Regions from separate parts of the Homo sapiens genome. Here region 1 is linked to region 2. Evidence: chromatin contacts called from ENCODE Hi-C or POLR2A ChIA-PET data. All regions are on one chromosome and are shown on one strand. Each heading gives the region's core, a stretch centred on a gene start or an enhancer-like site at or near the end of the contact. The rest is flanking DNA. Distances are from core to core; before and after follow the strand shown. Region 1 overlaps TBX15 (T-box transcription factor 15). Region 2 has its middle 110 kb from the start of SPAG17.

Region 1 (5,334 bases), core at 1,910-4,409, 650 kb before region 2:
TAGTTTCTTGGCCAAGGAAAAAGTCCTTATTAGCTTTCTGAGTCAAAGAGTTACTATTATTTATTGGTCAAAACTACTATGGCTAGCCCCCTTGGGAAGTTTAGCCATACTTTATGCAGGTGCCTAGTCTGGGCCTCTGTAGGTATTTAGAGCTATGTTAGGGCAGACTGCCCAGGAGAAGGAGGGATTAGACATCGGGAACTGATGGTTGGCCCAGGATTGTAAAATGTCTTATAAAAAAAGAGGGCATAAGACTGTTGACACTCAGTGAGGGCACTGAGTGAGATGAGAACCCACACTTAAAATAATTGAGAATTTAGAGTCTTGGTTTGAATCTAAAGACATGGTTGGTTTTAAGGACAGAAAATTATTTTTTTTCTAAATTTTTCTTTCTGTATTATTGACCCTTGAAAAATGTGAGGGTTGTGGTGCTGACTCCCTATGTAGCCAAAAATCTCGATATAACTTCCGATTTTCCCAAAACTTAACTGCTATAGCCTATTGTTGACTGGAAGCCTTACCAGTAACATAAATAGCTGGTTAATACATATTTTGTACATGTATTATATACTATATTCTTACAATAAGGTAAGCTAGAGAGAAGAAAATGTTAAGAAAACCTCATGGAAGAGAAAATATATTTACTGTTCATTAAGTGGCCGTGGATTATCACAGGCCTTCATCCTTATTGTTTTCACATTGAGTAGCTGAAGAGGAGGAGGAAGAGGAGGGGTTGGTTTTGCTGTCTCAGGGGTGACAAAGGCAAAAGAAGATCTACATATAAGTGGACCTGCACAGTTCAAATCCTTGGTGTTCTAGGGTCAAGTGTACTTATATCAACTTCAACTGCAGCCCTACATTCCTGCCAGCTGAAGGCATGGATAGAGAGTCACATTCAGATTTTGAACACTGGCAGGAGCAGGGCCCTCCCACCCTTGCCCAGGGATGGCACAGGGAAGAGACATAACCTTGTTGGGGCTGTAGCTGTGGAGAAGCAGTGAGGCCCAGATAGGGCTGGGACACTAACATCAAGTTGGTGACCTTTTGAGTGTGTGGTGCAAATTGGCAGATATAGGAGCAGGAAGCAATTCTGGCCCAGGTTAATGGTGACCTTTAGGTTTTGCCACTTGGAATCAGGAACAATAAGATGTTGCAACTGAGGGCATGAGGCAAAGTAGAAAAAGGCACCTGTGGTTGCAGCAGGTGACCTTTAAAAATTGCCAAGAAGAGCTAAGGAACCATTTGGAGACCTTGCCAACAAGAGAGGAAGGACCAGGGTTCTGGGTCTCCACATATCTCCTGCCTCTCCTGCCCTGGGCTCAGAGCCAATGACTATTATTGTTACTCAAAACCCCTCCACTGGACTTTCTCCAGCTGCGAGAAGTAGGGGTGGCATAGGTTATCTCTATTTCTTAGGAGAGAGTTGTCGTTGCTTCTTATTCTGGGAATTGCATGTTAGCTGCTACCTTGTGTATCCCAAGAATTTAGAATGCTGAGCCAATTAGGGGAAATGTCTTCTACATTGGGAGGTAAACTCCTTTCTCATGATTTTGTTATCCTTTTGACAGTTGGAGTTTGAACATTTCTGGTCTCTGGATAAAAGGAATCTTTTTTCTCCTGTCAAGGAAATTTATTTCAAGCCAGGTATTTTATGACATTGAAGATGTAGTCATAGTTTGTAGTTTGTTTTCTGTAATATCCTATTCTTTTTATAGATAGCTACATGGCATCTGAATTGTGTAATGATTCTATCTTTTCTTAAAACTTTAAATTTGTTGCAGTATGAAAATTGTTCTTCTGCATTGCTCTTTTGGGGGCAGTAGATGCCAGTGTCTTTTCGGAGTGCACAGTGGCATGTTGGACTTTTTTCTTTTAGCACCACTGCCTCATTTGGTAAGGAACCAAGATGACATGGTGATGTTTGGACTGACCCAGCTGATCCTTCGATGAGAACTGTGAGGCATATTGTGCTTTTATACTGGCAAGCTTGAGAACTGAAGCTGGTTTTTTTCTTCCTTTTTTGTGATGGTCTTTGAAACATAGCTGACATTCTGAGTTAAGCTTTCCTATTAGAGAATAATAAAGGCCCATACTTGACAAGGTATGAATATCAGATGTTCATTTAAGAAACAGAACAGCAACAACAAAACCACATGAGAGGTCAGGCAGCTCAGTCCACTACCACTTCAACAGGCTTTTCTGGGAAGGCCGCAGCCTGGCCCTGTACTTGGAGTTTGCTCTCAGGGAAGGTGCTTGTATATTTTCAGCTGCTATTGGGAGATACTTTAATGGTCCAACATGGCTCTTGTCCTCATTTAAACTATGTTTAAGGCCAAAGATGAGACCACATCAAGTGGCCTCTGCCCCAAGGATGCATGAAGAAAGAGCTCCTCTTTATGTCAGTGAGTCTTGGCTCAGCATGAGCTGGCTTCATCTTGGATTCTGCATCCTCAATCCTGTCTTTGTCTCTTCTCAGTGAAGCACAAGTCAGACAAGAGCCTGTCCCAATGAAGCCAGAGGCCTCAAAGCAGCAGAGAAGTCTCTCCTCCAGAAGCCACATATGCCTAAACCCTAAGAGTATATGACTATTACCATGAAGAGGGGGTTCCTTCTGCCACTGAAGAGCAGTCTTTTACAATTTCTTCCTTCATCCTCCCTATTTGCTTCTCTGAGCTGTGTCATGTAGCCAGAATTTTATCAAGTTAAAAGCAAGGTATTTATTGTGTGCCCATGCTAGGAGCTGGTTTTTCAAGCCAGATAGTAGGAGATTATTTTAAATGCAAATGTATCTCAGGGACCACAGAAGGGAAATAAGTACTGTCTTGGAGAATCTGGATTGGATGATGGCTACAACTATGGATCACATAAAAGAAGTTTAAAACTATTCTTTCTTTAAGGTTGTTTTGAGATTTTTGTGAAACTCACTGAGAGATCCAGAGACAACCTGAATAGTGGGTCATGGGTTCAAATTGTTTGTATTTTTCTCCCATTTTCTCCCAGTTCTCGGGGTCCTAGCAATCTGGACCATCTTAAGCCATTGAACCAGTGCTGATGGAAAGGCAGGAAAAGTAGCAGCTCTTTCTCTTATCCTCAGACTCAAGGGCCTCAGCTAAGAGGCCTCACGGCCAGGTCCCTGCCAAGGACATTGGGTTTCTTGAGTGACTTGATCACACGCTGATGTTTCAAGGCTGGGTGCTCCCCAGCTGGAGCCCTGAAAATGCTTGTGTGACATCCTTGGAGAAGGAAACAAACTTGAAAGAAACTCCCACAAAGTAAATCACCAGGACTGGATGGTTTTCATCCAAGAGTTGGGGAGGAAATGAAGTGTGAAATAGCACAGATACTGATGAAGACATTAGTTCTCCATTAAAACCACAACTGTGTCAGAGCAGAGGAAGTTTGCTAACATGATGACCTTATTTCTAGAGGGGAGAGATTAGTGGCCTCTCAGATGCCTCTGGAAAATCTGGGCCACTTGGAAAGAATAACATAAAATATGAACAATGACACAATAGCTTTTATTTCCTGAAAGCATGTAAGAGGGATATTGTGACAATTCATGCACAGCAGCATTCCAGTAGAAGCCTTAGAAATAATATGATAATAAATATGTAATGCATATGCTGCTATTCCTGACTCCTGTGTCCATGAAACACATCACTAATCAATCTGGTACTCTTCCCTATGAGCTTGGATTGGGCCTCATGCTTCTGAATTTCAAGCTCTCAAATGCCACATTCAAATGGCTAGAGCTGACATGCATGTTGAAACTCATTTGCTCTCCCTTCCTAAGAGGATATATTTTATCCTGGTCCACACTGACTCATAATTAAATTGTAAATAATGGCAAGAAAGAGGTCTTTCACAGGCAGTTTAGGAGCATGATAAGAAACATGTTGCGTTTTTTCTTCTAAGGACCAAGTTAGCAGAATATTTATCTCTAATTTAGTAATATTTATCTTGTGCAAACTGAATTCAGATGTGTAATCACAACTCAAACCATGGTAGGGTCTTTCTGGAGGGAAGAAAAGTCACTTTCTCTGAGGCAACAAGCAGCATGTTTCACAAGATCATTTTGAGAAATGAGAATCAATAGCAAGATCTTTTACTAGGTGTTTCTTTGTGAAGTTGAAAAACAGTTGCAAACATTGAGTCCTGCCACAACAGTGACTCTGTGGGGTAAAGGCAAAGTGAGGTATGCTTTGAGAGAAGAATTGCACTGAGGCCCAGAGGGGAAAAGAGCCAGGCAGGTTGGACCCTAGAGAAGTTGAGCAACTTTATGTAAAACCTGAGGTTTCTTTGGGACTAGCTTTTGTTTTAGGAGGGAGCAGAAGGCCAGCTCTGCTGGTGGTCTCAGAATCCCACAGGACCAGTCCCTGGAACATTTTGCCATTGGATTGAGCAAAGCCTTCTTTTGCTGAAAATAATTAGAGCAATTTGGCCATACTAATTATCCTGCAGCCTAGTGGCCTCTGTGTAAGAGGATATGTGATAGAGCCAATCTCTCGGTGTGGACTGTAAACTGACCTTTTAAAGATGTTATCTGTCTGCCCCCATTATAAAATGGGTTATTTTGCTTGATCAGTGAAAAGTTGCTACGTATGTCTCTTAACAGAGAATCAGAATATAGGAAAAGGCACTTAGCATAATAGAGACCCTGACTGTACTGTGACTCTTCACTGAGTCACCACTGGGGAGATGGTCAGATGCTATGCTTCAGAAACCAAAAGAACAAATGGGGTCCATTGGTCAGCACACTTGGCTGCTAGTTCCCTACCACCACAAGATAACTCATGACCTTGCTCGCATTTTGCAGAATCACAGATCATGGAACAAGATGCTGGGTAGGTCATTTTGTCTAGATCTTTGTCTCATAGGAGCAAGCAGTTAACGTCTCCATTTTAAAAATGAGGCAATAGTTGCTCAGCAAGAGTAAATGAAGTACTGCTGCTGGGGGAGGCATGGACCAGTTTGAGGAGAGAACCCAGGCTCTCAGCAAGCAGGTCTTCTCACTTCACCACTTTGCTTCACCGAGTCTCAGTTTCCTCATCTCTAATGGGCACTGCAAGTATGGATTAAGCATGGTATTTAGAGCACATTGAGAAATCTCTGCAGGGTGAATGATTAAATGTAATGCTGATAAGTTACATTTTTATATGGCACTTTATAATTTACAAAGTGCTTTCCTCTGCATTGTTTTATTTTGCTGGTGCCTCATTGAGTTGCGTAAGCAGTAGGATTCCTTCTCCACTTCTCACAGATGTGTCAACTGAGGCACCACAGGGTTAAATGGCTCCTCAAGATCATATCTCTAGGTAGAGTCAGAATCAGGAC
Region 2 (5,341 bases), core at 1,992-4,491:
TCTTTCCTGGGATCAACACTATGTCCTGGACCCTCAAGGTCAGCAGAGCCGCCTTACGAACAAGGGCGGGCGAAAAGCAGAACGCTCACAAGACCAGTGAAACCCAAGCAATGCTGGCAGGTGGAGGGCCTTCCCCAAATGCTGCAAATTCTAAAGGAAAAGGTAGGGCTCAAAGGGCAGAGGCTACCCAATAAAAGAAAGACATATTTCCCCACCCTAAAAACTCTTTTCGGGAACAGCCCAAGTTCTTGGTTACCTTTTTTCCCTTCTCCCTTCTTGCTCCAGCTATTGCTTCCATTTACAGTTAAGAAAAAGAGTTGTTGCTAGAAATAAATAACTAGAATAGTACAGTAAAAATATTGGCTAGTGGTTAAAAGGCAGTTACTCTGTGTTCTGTGCCATGTTAAGCCCTTCCTATAAATCATCTTCACGCACACACAAAACCACGCACACAGACAAATGACAACAGCAAAAAATAAACCCATTGAGGTAGATTCGGTATTTTTACAGATGAGAAAACCAGTTTGAAGAGTTTAAGTAACTTGCCTGGGGTTTCTGAATTAATAGATTGTGGAGTTAGAATTTGGTTCAGTTCGCACAAAGAATTGATCCAAAGTCCATGCATTTAATAAGTATATTTCTGCCTTTCCTTAATTCTCTTCCACTGTGGGAGCAGGAGATGTCCCAGAGAGGGTTTAACATAGGAAACCCCAACCTCCCAGAATTTCTTGGGTAGCAATTTATGCCACCAGAAAGCTGTGATCCAGAGAGGACTCTCAAAGTCATAACATAACTACTGGTAAGATATAAATCATACAATCTTTCTAAAAGGCAATGTCCCAATAGTCATCAAAAATCCTGAATAATGTGATACCCCTTGACTCAGCAATTTATCTAAATAAAGTGAGAATATTCACAAAAGTTTAGGTAGAGTCATCCATTGATGCTGTTTATATTAAAAATCAAGGGGGAAAATCCCACTGTTAAAAATCAAGGTACTGGCAAGGCATGGTGTATCACATCTGTAATCCCAGTACTTTGGGAAGCCAAGGCAGTCAGATTGTTTGAGCTCAGGAGTTTGAGACCAGCCTGGGCAACATAGTGAAACCCCATCTCTACAAAACATTCAAAAATTAGCCCGGTGTTGTGGCATGTGACTGTGGTCCCAGCTACTTGGGAGGCTGAGGTAGGAGGATCGCTGGAGCCCAGGAGTTTAAGGCTGCAGTGAGCTTTGATCGCACTAATGCACTCCAGCCTGGGTGACAGAGTGAGACCCTGTCTGAAAAAAAAAAGAAAAAAATTAGGGTACTAGTTAAAGAATACATTGAAATACAATACTGTAAACTCATTTAAAAAAAAAGTTCTGGAAAAAAATAGATTGGCATGGAAATACATTTATAATAGATTGTGGTGATTAAAATAATTTATAAACAGCATATAAGTATGATTCTATTTAAATGTGTATGTGTATATATAATGAAGAATATATATATGCATATTCTAAACAGCATAAGTATAATTCTACCTTTAAATAGAATCATACTTATATACTGTTTAGAATGTATATGCTACATTATACACTAAGCCAACAACAAATATGGGTGGGTCCAGAGTTTATTATTATAGAATCAGAAAATCCCAGTTTTGGAAGATCTCTTAGACGTGTTTTAGTCCAGGAGTGCCCATCCCAGCATCCGTGACAGATAATACCCAGCATCTGACCAAGGGCTTCTACTGTCACAGAACTTATTAACACCTCCTTTGCCCAGTTCCAATGAATGATTATACAGCACATGTGGTTTACAAAATCTGTCTGTGCAGAACAGACCTACGTCAACATGCTTCAGTAGAAAAAGGAGGTGGCAAATGTGATCCTTAGAAATGATTAGCTGCTAAAAAGCCATTTTCTTCCATAACTTTCTCTTCACAGAAAAAATGTGGTATAAATCCAACTAAGTAAAGCTAATAAAACAATTTGAGCTTCTTCAGTCACCAGCAATAACAGTTCCAACATTTATAACCACGTTTGAATCTGTAACTGTTCTGATAACTGCCTCCAAAAGTCTTTATTTGTTTACATTAGTGATACTTCTGGAAAATTCTTCCAATAAAAACCAGGCCCCAACAAGAGAAAAAAAGGGCAAAAATAAGAAGCTTGCATTATTGAAAACCAAGAGCTGAACTAGTTCTTCAGGGTATGTGAGAATGTTCTTGAATTTTTAAATTTGTGTTCTTGCTTTATATTCAATGTATATCACCAAGCTCTGCAGCACAGCTGTAGCCAAAGTTCAACAGATTGTTCTGAAACTGGACATCTATGTCATAACAGAGAATTGTTTAATTTGGAGTGGCAAGGTAGGCATAGAATGACTGTGTGTTGTGGGAGGGAAGGTGGCATTGGCTCATGTAATTCATTCATTCATCCATTCATTCATCCATCTTTTTATGTGCCAGGCATTCATCTAGTCACTAAGAAATAAGGCAGGTGACCAACATTTTCTCACTTTGGGCAGTTTCCAATCTAATATAAGTGCTATGATGGCTAATCCCTGAAGGATGGAATGATAACATCCAGGAAAAGAGAAGCAAGTGTAGTATTTCAGGAAGAGGAAAACGTATCATCAAAGATCAGTAAACCAAAGTAATCATTGAATAGCCAGAAGAAATTTGGTGTTGCTGTGGAGAGAGAAGGTACCAGGTAAGCAAAGATCAGACCATGAATATTCTTGTAGGCCCAGGTCAAAGTCTAAATTTATGCTCAGGTTAATGGGAAGTCACTGGTGAAACAGTGTAGCATAGTGAGAGTCACAATTTTGGAATCAATTCCTGAGTTTGAAAACAATCTCTGCCCTTACTATCATCTTAAACCATATGAAATTGATAATATTTGGCCACTTCTTACTTACAAAAATGGCAATATTATAGTTCAAACAAATAAAAAAAAAAAGAAGAAGAATCAATTCCCATCTATGAAGTATTCAACTGAAGCCTGCTGAGGTCTCATTCATTACAGCAAGGAGTGGGAGAGCCCATCAGAAGTCCAGCCAAAAGGGCCAGGCAGGTCTGCTGACTCCTCTCAGAAAATGACACCCGCCTTTGCTGGTGGCACAGGGAGGCTATGCTTATGCCCGGGGAAGGCACTGATCTCAGCCTTCACTCAGTATCCTCGGAGCCCACCTTCCCTGCAGTGCCTGTGCCTGCTTCTCCTGTCCCTGTTTTGGGTCAGAAAATGTATAACTCTGCAGAGCCTGCTGCTTGTGTCATCCCCCAGCTATCTGATCCTGCTGGAGGAATTCCTGGCAAACAAGGCCCCATGCACACACAGGCCTCTATTTTTCTTTCTCTTGCTCATTCACTTTTTTTTTGGCTCAGGAATCTGCCTTCTCTGGTAAGGCAGGGATGAGCTTTCTGAATTGTGTTTATTTGCTGGCGCTCTGGTGTGAAAGCACTCCCCGTCAACTGCATATTAATCTTGTCATCAGTCTGTATCTATTTTCCTCTGCCTCCCTCCATTGGCCTAATTTATGACTTTCCCTTCCCTTACTTTCTATTGTCACAATGACAAGGAGAGCTCTGTTACGGGTGCTCAGGCCTAGGACAGCCACAAGACCTGTCCTAATAAGATGAGAGGCAGAGTGATGCAAAATCCTGCAATTTGTGTTGCTGGGCTGAATTTAGACCAGGCCTTCTCTAGTTGATTGTGTGCCACTGAGCCAAGTATTTATTGATGTCCCATAACATGCTACACACTTTGTTTAGTGCTATCAGCAAATAAAGAACTAGGAAATCTGGCCCCATCTTCTAGTGGAGAAGGCATCTGGAACAACACAAACAACACAATCAGAATGTGTATTTTAATTGCAGAACCACAGACATTAACACCACAGACTTGAGTTGTTTCAACAAAATGGGTCTAAGTTCCAGTTCTAACACTTTCCATGTGTGTGACTATTTTTGTGTCCATTTGTGATAAACGTGTTAATTATCCTTCTTTAAACCTCAGTTTCCCCATCTCCAAAATCCATGAAATAATATCGATGCCATAGAGCAGTTATGAGAATTACATGACAGAATGTAGTCTTAGCTCTTGTTTTAACGTGTTGCAAATACTAAGCACCCAATATATGTGATAATTATTATTTAAAAAGAAGAATGAGAAAAAAAGAGAAAGGGAAAGAATTACTGCTATAATTAGGAAATAGTTAATGTTTTTGAAGCCCTGCCAATTAACCGTGAGCCTTATGTTAATATGGAGTTTTTTATATAATTAGAACCTTAACAACAAACTGTGTGTTTGAAATCTTGACAAAATCTCAAGTTGGGCAGCGTCATCCTGTCACTGCCCCTGGAATTAGACTGGGGCTCAGACATTTAGTGTGCCTAAATCCTTGAGTGCTGTCTTCAAGGACTATGTATCTTGAACTGGGACTTCTTTATGACTCGTGGCTAAAATGAGTCCTCATGAGCTAAGTCAGATTCCATGTCCAAATCAGTGCTGCTCTTAGTATCAAGGTCAACTCGTGGCTATTTTTCTAGTCATCTTCTGTGACAAAGGTCATAGTCACTGTGACAGTTAATACTGAGTGCCAACTTGATTGGATTGAAGGATACAAAGTATCGATCCTGGGTGTGTCTGTGAGGGTGTTGCCAAAGGAGATTAACATTTGAGTCAGTGGACTGGGGAAGACAGACCCACCCTTAATATGGTGGGCACAATCTAATCAGCTGCCAGCGAATATAAAGTATGCAGAAAACCGTGAAAAGGCCAGACTGACCTAGCCTTCCAGCCTACATCTTGCTCCCATGCTGGATGCTTCCTGCCCTCAAACAGCAGACTCCAAGTTCCTCAGTTTTGAGACTCAGACTGGCTCTCCTTGCTCCTCAAGCTTGCAGACAGCCTATTGTGGGACCCTGTGATCATGTAAGTTCATACTTATTAAACTCATATATATATATATATATAAAGAATATGTGTATATATGTATAAAGAATATATATATATATATCCTTTCAGTTCTGCTCCTCTAGGGAACTCTGACTAATACAGCCCTGAATTAGACTAGCCCAACATGCTGTGAGGACTTAGCTTGGATTGCAGAAAAAGGGGACCCCAGTGAGTTCCAGAAGAAAGCTTCGGCACACAATATCTCCCTTGATGGGCCCTAAGCCCGTTTCCAAAGACCTGGTGTCCCATTCCTCCCAAGTGGCAATTTCAAACTGAGGTGTATGATTTCTCTGTGGAATCACCCTTTGTCTGAATGTTTTTGTGAAATTCTGAGAGACCATAGGAATTTGGATAGTCTCTGGATTCTGATAGTCTTTAATTTAAAATTTAAAAGCA

Evidence for each region. Hi-C counts contacts between places; a loop is a spot of excess contacts on that map. ChIA-PET counts read pairs that join two places held with the same protein, here RNA polymerase II (POLR2A). Pooled maps may share reads with other maps.
Region 1: a loop to region 2 is called in a map of psoas muscle, with 4 times the contacts of the local background. The contact joins two enhancer-like sites. A Hi-C loop is called at or near these places in 2 of 168 maps with a recorded cell type or tissue (gastrocnemius medialis and psoas muscle) and 2 of 50 pooled maps. POLR2A ChIA-PET finds 5 or more read pairs at or near these places in 1 of 52 experiments (OCI-LY7).

The regions. Positions count from the first base shown.
Region 1 is chr1:118,947,461-118,952,794 of GRCh38, reverse strand. All of the region lies in intron 1 of TBX15 (T-box transcription factor 15), which reads left to right. Among named protein-coding and RNA genes, the nearest start is that of TBX15, 38 kb to the left of the region's middle. Within about 2 kb of position 3,159, at least 2 of the 41 ENCODE cell types and tissues checked have a DNase peak (open chromatin) inside an H3K27ac peak, as active enhancers do; they include gastrocnemius medialis and psoas muscle, where a contact is called at or near this core.
Region 2 is chr1:118,293,256-118,298,596 of GRCh38, reverse strand. No RefSeq gene overlaps it. Among named protein-coding and RNA genes, the nearest start is that of SPAG17, 110 kb to the right of the region's middle. Within about 2 kb of position 3,241, at least 3 of the 41 ENCODE cell types and tissues checked have a DNase peak (open chromatin) inside an H3K27ac peak, as active enhancers do; they include gastrocnemius medialis and psoas muscle, where a contact is called at or near this core.